Linked DNA regions of Mus musculus: regions 1 and 3 are each linked to region 2. A link is a loop called in an ENCODE intact Hi-C map of the cell type or tissue named here. Cell type or tissue: heart. All regions are shown on one strand.

Region 1 (2,500 bases), 180 kb before region 2:
AGAACCTCTAAGTTAATCCTCCACGTTCTAGAAGGCACAGAAGACTCTCCAAAAATCTGATCAGGCACCCAATGAAGTCAGAATAGATATTTATTGCTAACTTTGTAGGGACTGACAGAGACCTGGTTTGGTTCTAATTCTGTCCCTTACTAGCTGCATGATCCACCAAATGACACAGGTGCTGTGACACTGTCTCCCCCTCTCTAATACAGAGTAGTCATTTCATGAAGCTATTAGGATTACAAAAGAAAATTAAGTAGGGAACACAGCATACTATATAAGTACTACCAGGCATGAAATAATCAGAGGTGTATATGATTACAACTACAATATACTTTTCTGCCAATCGCTTCTGTATGTGTATATGCACTAGTGTGCATGAACATTTGCACACACACAAATATATCACATCTGAAAAAAAAAAGGCAGTATTCTCAACTATACTATCCAGAAAAACTATGGTTTTCAACCTCAGTGTAGTATGTCTTCAAACATCTGTCTCTCTCTCCTAGTCAAGAAATAAAAACAGTTAATTTTGAGTAAGATACAAACAATGTTTAATCATGCCCATAGATGTGGCAAGAATAAGGAATGTCACCGAGATCTAGAAAACAGATTTAGTAAGGGAAAGATAAAATTGCAGACCTAGCTTCTTAGGGTTTGCTCCCTGGATTTCCTTAATACAAGGATGAACTAGACAACGTCAGCTAAACCTCAAAATAGAATTTTGGTACACCAGAGATGCCTCCCAATTTTATGCTCATTAAGAGTAGGTTATGTTCATTCCTGATCTTTAAACTAATGCAAGATAACAAAAATGGTAGGAAATGAACCCACATCCAGACTGGTGGGTCTCATGAACCAAAAAAGGAATGTACCATTGCCCAAGCAGTAAGATAAAACTCACATTTCCTTCTGTGGACAAAACAAAGAGAGACAGCTGAGAATTCCACCCCAGCTGCCAGATGCTCTGTATATCACATGGGGTCAGCAGTTAATCCAAACAGAGTTTTGTGAAGGGCTCCAAGGATATACAAGAGCCAACAGCTCTTTCTTGGTTTAAAAAGGAGTAAACAGAGCCAGGGAGATAGGTTAGTGAGTAAGGGTGTTTTCACCCAAGCCTGCAGACCTGGCTGGATCCCACTGGCCCACACATTAAGAAAGAGAATTAACTCCTGCAAGTTGGCCTCTTGACATCTATGGGCATACTGTGGCACTTGTGTGCTTCCATACACATAAAATAAATAAATAATGGATGAATGGATGAAAACATAAATAATTAATTTTTAAGAAAGTGAACAAGGAAGCTGGAGATGGCTAGAGGACCTGAGTTCAGCACCTATGCTGGCCATGGGTGGTTCACAGCTGCCACAGCTCCAGGTCTAAAGGATCTGATGCCCTCTTGTGGCTTTTTCAGGCTTCTGCACTCAGTTGACACAGTCACACACACACATAAATAAAGGTTTTAATTAAAAACAAATTGATGGTCTCACTTTCAAATGACAAAGCATGTCTCAAAGAAGCAATGGAAAACTTCCATCCTCAAGCAAACACACTGGTAACTTTAAATATAAATCCTACCCCAATTTCTTCCTCCATAAAATGAGAAAACAATTCCTAATTCACTGCTTTGTCAGAGCAGTAGAACAAGGTTACTAAGAAAGCACACACAGAGTTCCAAGTAAATAACAGATCCAGGACAGCAGCTTGGCGAGAACTCGAATGTATGCTCAGCCTCACTCTGTAGTTCCTTCTCACTAAAGGACCCACCCCAGGGGTCAAAACAACGGAACACTCTGTCACTTGCTCCAGATCACGAAGTTCTCCTGTGTAGTTTCATCTCTTAACTGATCTTCCCTTTGAGGACATAAATCTTCTTGGGATAATCAAACATTACTAACCATTCACATATGGGGGCAAAGCTCTTTTCCGAGGATCACTCGGAATTCCACTAGAGAACATTAAACAAAAACTCCCGTGCCCATTTTGTGCAAGGCTCTGAGATAAAGCACAAATAAGAATGGAAGCAATAAAAAAAAATTTTAAGTGCTGCCCTCAACCTTACAAAGTATCCAACAGAGTAAATGGGGAAAATGCATACACAAAAATGCATCTGAAGTGTTTACAGTGTTCTCTGCAGCATAGCTGAGACAAGAGAGGCGTGATAGATTCCACAAAAGGGTGAAGCATAAGGCAGAACACCAGAGACAAATGGCAGGAAATTAATCCTGAAGGCTAAATGGTTTGGTGGTAGGAGTGTGTGTATTTGGGGGCAGGAGGAGGTGATGGTGTTTCAAGGCAAGCAACAAACAGTACATTTGGAACTGACTTTTTACCTGGCATTCCACCAACTCAACATAGCACCACTCATAGTAGGGATCTTTAAACTTAAAATGCTAATGTCAAAATACTGCTTGCATTTATGCTGCATAATTTATATAGGCAGTCTACAGACAAATAAAAAAAAACCTATGGAATCAGGTCTATTTGCATCATGGTC
Region 2 (2,500 bases):
GCATCACATGGCCAGACTTCAAGTCTTTTCAAGTCTGTTTATTACTTTCTGGTAGCAGAATGACATGATCTTAGTTTCATTTATTTTCTCTGTTTCTCCAGACTATATATTTTCTCAATGACTATATATTTTACATATTATTGGAAAGAAAATAATTGGATTAATGGTTATTCTAAAACGATGACATCTTCCTGCACCTGTCACCCAGTTGCATGGGAGTCAGAGTCACTGCATGCCTGGTCCCTTTCCATCTGTGATCTCATGGAATCCTCACAGAAGCCCCATATGTTGTCAGTTCGTGGTGTAGATGACTCTGAGGGCCCCCAGGAGGTAGCCTGTTTAAGGGCAGAGAGAGCATGTGGGCCTGGGAAACCACATGCAGCCTGTCTGCTGTGCGAGTCCATGTGAGAAAGCCACATCCTCTAATCAGCAGACAGGGCTGTGACTCTCACAGCAGCTGCATCTCCTCCTCTTCCTTCCTAACTGTGCCCCCGTCCTGGCCCAGTCCTTCAAGTCGGATGGTGATTTAACCGACCAAATGTCTTCCACACAGATATAGATAGCAAGGGGCCAAGATCCGGGGACTGTGGTTTCATTAAAAATATATTTTTATTTGTTCTTTGACAATTTCATAATTTAGACAATGTGTCTGATAATAGCCCTGCTCCCCACTCCTTTCTCCAGAGTCCCCCACACGTGTCCTTCCCCTTTATGTCCCTCTACTCTTCTTCCTCCTTCCCTTCCTCCTCCTCCTCCCCCTCCTCCTTCTTTTAAATAATCTACTGAGTCCAGTTAGTCTTACCAGTATGCATATGGGCAACCCAGCAAGGGCCAGAGGAAAAATGACTTCTCTTTCTGTAACAACCCTTACCTTAGTTGTCAAAATCTCCTCAGCTAGTGCTGGGCCTGAGCCCACCCCATTCTTGGATTCATGTACTTAGTGACTGGCTTGGTTTTGTGCAGGTAACTCTAGCTTCTTTGAAACACACACACACACACACACACACACACACACACACACACAGAGAGAGAGAGAGAGAGAGAGAGAGAGAGAGAAAGAGAGAGAGAGGTAAATATAATAAAAAAGAAAGCAAATACCAATTCAATCTTTCATGTCCCATCAGAGGTAGTTTTCCTTTGGGTATCTACTTTGAGACATGAAAATTAAACCGAGTTAGTCACCCTAACAAGGAGGGTAGGGTAGGAGGGAACAGTAGCTGGGGTTACGGGCAGAGGACACTGGGGTAGGCATTTCTGTGTCCGGAACCCTGGAGAGACTGATTTCACTGTAGCGGTCACTGACAGACCTTCCAGACCCATCTGTGTTTATACGATTTAGTAAATCTATGACATCACTATGCAGGGCTGTTTCAGATTATATACTAGAATGAGGATGTTCTGTGTTCAGAGCACAGACTGAGTGAATCGCCTGGGCAGGTTTCTTCTCCATCATCTCAGTTCTCTTCTGCCATCTGCTGGGGCAGGCACTCTACAGCATGGAGAACCAGGGAAGAGCTTGTCGCAAGCCCCTGACAGTGATATATCCAACAGCAATACGCTGAAAAGGCTGGAGAGGCAGGCTTTACACCATCCTGCCTTCCTTTCCCAGCAGATCTTCTGGGGTTTTCAAAGATTAACATAGTTCCTAGTATTTTTTAAATGTAACAGCCTTATAGTAGCAGCTGTTGCTACACTTGAAACATTTTAAACAGTATTTTATAAATGACACAGAAGCACACAGGTTTGAGTTTAAAAAAAAAAAAAGAGAAACAGAAGCGCAGAGATTGAGGAAGTGGAGCCACGAGCTGGCAGCGGAGCCCCACCAGAAGCTTCCTTGACACTGGGGTACACACTTTTCTCACAAAGCATTGCAGAAAATAAAAGCAAGGAAGAGTCCCAGAGAGGTGAGTCAAGCTGCTGTTCAGTGCACGAAGGAAGGCTGTGGTCCAAGATCCTCAGCCCTCAGATGGCAGGGAGTAGGGGTGCGTAGGGTGGACCTAGCAGCACAATTTCCCACACGCCTTTCAAGGTCAATGCCAGGACAATGAGAGACATTTAAAAAGTCACTTACTATTTTTATTTCATACGTATGAGTGTTTTGCCTGCATGGGTGTGCACCACCAGCACTGTCTCTGAGGCCAGTGTTCCCCGAGCCATGTTCCCAACTCCTCCCCAGTTTTCCTATCTTCTCTCCCTGACCCTCTTGTTAACACCCTTCTTCCCAGCAAGTGCCCTTCCTACTTCCATGTCTTTTTAAGTTTTAACATGGTTGTTCCTTACTGCGTTTAAGTTTGGTTGCTTTAATGAGAAAGGTTGGGGGAGTTATTAGCTTGAGCAAGGACAACTTGCCACTGTCCACACCACTGAGGAATGTGACTTCTACCCCTGCAATCATTACTGCCCATCGCTCCTCAGGGAGAGGTGGGGCCTCATGAGCTCGCCCACCACCCACAGGGAATGTTAGTGGGCCCTGTCTTGTGCAGATAGCCACAGTTGCCAG
Region 3 (2,500 bases), 340 kb before region 2:
TAAGCAGTTCACATGGCTATCTGTTAACCACACTGAAGTATCTACTGGAAAAACACTAAATTTGTCACCAAGTGGTCCTAGACACAACACATAGGACAACGGTTTTAGTGCTAGGTGTGAGTGAATTAGTAATGGTTAGCGCCACAGACAGCAGCCAAAGTCATGGGATTTACAACTGTACTATCTGTTTTAAAATAGACAATTAAAAATATAAGACACGAAGGCATGTCTAGTATATTTTTAAGTACACTGCCACAAACCATACTGTGTTGTTAGGAAGACGAAAGAAAACTTGCCAGGGCTCTTCAGAGAAGCTGGAGCCCACACTTGGCTGCAGACTGCCCTTTGCCTCTAAGTACTTTTCTCTCAATGGCTGTGCTTAAATCTATGCTACACCTTTTCCTTTTCTTTCTTTTTTTAAAACAAACTTCAACATTTATCAAATGTTCATAACAAAGAAAAAGCTGATTTGGCCTTCTTTATATTTAAAACAGTGCCTAAGAGCAGTAAGTGGGATGATTTCATTATTTCAAAATTCTTCAAAAAGTCACAAAGTACAGTGGTTCACAGGCTTAGAGCTGACCCTTAATCATATTTCTATGAAATTAAAAGCCAATAGCTCAGCTTGCATCCACCCATCCATTTATCTGCCTCCCTCCCTCCCTCCCTCCCTCCCTCCCTCCCTCCCTCCCTATCTTCTCTTACATGAGAACATTTAACAAAAGAAAATGGAACAAATTTGCATGCCTGGGAATGATTTTTTTTTGTCATATCATCCATGATAGATCTCCGGGGAAACATTATATATTACGCATTTTCTTTTTCAGCAGGAAAACTGTCATATGCAGCCAGACTTTTGAAGAAAGGAACATTAAAGCACTTTAGTGCATTGTTTTGTCTACTAGCAGCAAAAATCTATGTGGAAAAAAAATTGATCCTTTTTAAGGACACATGGCCGTTAAGAACAAATAGAAACATTTTCCTCCTATGGGAAAATGGAAAACTCTAATTCTAACAACAAGAAAAGAAACACCCCCCAGAAACAAAGCCAAACCAACCAACCACACAAAATCCAACCAACCCATGGAACTAACAGCAACTCAGAAACACATGTTCCAGGATTCTTTCTGCAACTTCTTGTTTAAAATCACTGGGGACTTTTAGGCGCTGTCTGGTCTGGACTGATAGTACTTGTATGCAAAAACCATGTGAGACGTTCTTAGTAGCCAGTGTTAATAACCACAGTGCTGATGTTCAGAATGAGAGAAAAGCCACAGAAAAGAGCTAAGCCACTTTGGCTAACTGCTCCTCACAGCAGTTTTTGAAAGAACCTTGGTAAACAGAGAGAAACAAAGTGTTCTTGTTGATAGAGAATGGACTTTATTGCTCAAACTACTTACTTTCTTTTCTTCTAAATAAAAGGATCTTTTCTTTAGGCAATTGTTTGTGTTTCCTATCTCACAGAAGCAACGGACTGGTTCTAAATTCAGAAACCATCCAGTTACTGAGCTGCTGCTTCTGAAGAAATCCAAAGGAAAACCCAACCATCATGCAGGTCTAACTAATGTTTCCTACTTAGGGTCCAGTCAGTCTGGTGTTTACTGTCTTGGTCAACAGAAATAACTCACCACAAAAGCACCCAGAAGATGCCAACACAACAGAATACAAACCAACAATAGTCTCAATGTCGTTTTACATCTGTTAAATGCAAACAAAATAAAACCGCTGGCAAGATTCAAAACTTTGAATGTAACAAATTCTTTAATCTGAAGGACTCCACTGAGCTTTCCACAAAATAAACTATTTGTGGCAGCCAGAGAGAACAGTTGATTATCCACAGATAGCTTTACATGGTACAGAATGAAGAACTGCAAAGACATTTATTTCTCCACTAACCCTAAACCAGGAGTACAGTTTGGACCAAGGGAAAAAAAGTCCCCCTAACATTTCTGCTAAATTCATTTACTTTGAAACATTCCCAAGCAGAGGTTTAGGCTTTCTGTTAAACATAGAAGCAGACTGTGAGAGCACACAGATGCTGTACCACCCACCAGTTTTTGTGGCCATTATCATGAACACTTCTGTGTTATTCCACAGCAAACTGCACATAAAGTGGTCTTGTTGATCAAGAAAGGATCTTTTCTTCAGGCAATTGTTGTGTGTTCTGACAGACTGGTCCAGGGTAATCTTGTGGTCTCAGTGAAGATGACTTCACTGAAAAGTCCATCCTACCAAACTATTAGTATTTGCAAGTAGATGGATACTCGGATGTGCAGATGTCAGGAGTAAGTCACTGCAAACCATCAACATACATCATCTCTGTCATGTCCTATACTTGATCCTTCTAAATCACAAGCCAGAGCCTGAGAGAGCAGCTGTCTGGGTTATTAAGACCTACCCAGTGGTCAGACAAAATGGGTTTTTATTAAACAAAAAGAAAAGCCACTGTCTTCTAAAAGCACAGTGGTTTCCCAGGAGGTAGGTGACTAACTGCAGGGAT

Evidence for each region. A loop is a pair of places that touch in the nucleus more often than their neighbours do. Peaks named below come from ENCODE experiments on the same cell type or tissue, not always from the same donor. Only the 100,000 strongest peaks of a DNase experiment are listed, where the experiment ranks them.
Region 1: it touches region 2 in a loop (10-fold over the local background); 26 of 42 quality-filtered maps call a loop at or near these places.
Region 3: a loop joins it to region 2, with 3.0 times the contacts of the local background. A loop is called at or near these places in 9 of 42 quality-filtered maps.

The regions. Positions count from the first base shown.
Region 1 is chr7:75,552,740-75,555,239 of GRCm38, reverse strand. The region is part of intron 2 of Akap13 (A kinase (PRKA) anchor protein 13); the gene reads right to left. Among named protein-coding and RNA genes, the nearest start is that of Akap13, 98 kb to the right of the region's middle. In heart, a CTCF peak has its summit at 1,414 (motif pointing left); DNase peaks (open chromatin) are centred at 1,019 and 1,759.
Region 2 is chr7:75,370,074-75,372,573 of GRCm38, reverse strand. No RefSeq gene overlaps it. Among named protein-coding and RNA genes, the nearest start is that of Sv2b, 62 kb to the right of the region's middle. In heart, a CTCF peak has its summit at 1,482 (motif pointing left); DNase peaks (open chromatin) are centred at 423 and 1,483; H3K27ac peaks cover 755 bases.
Region 3 is chr7:75,711,681-75,714,180 of GRCm38, reverse strand. The region is part of intron 17 of Akap13 (A kinase (PRKA) anchor protein 13); the gene reads right to left. Among named protein-coding and RNA genes, the nearest start is that of AU020206, 69 kb to the left of the region's middle. In heart, no CTCF peak of the experiment used is centred here; a DNase peak (open chromatin) is centred at 1,170.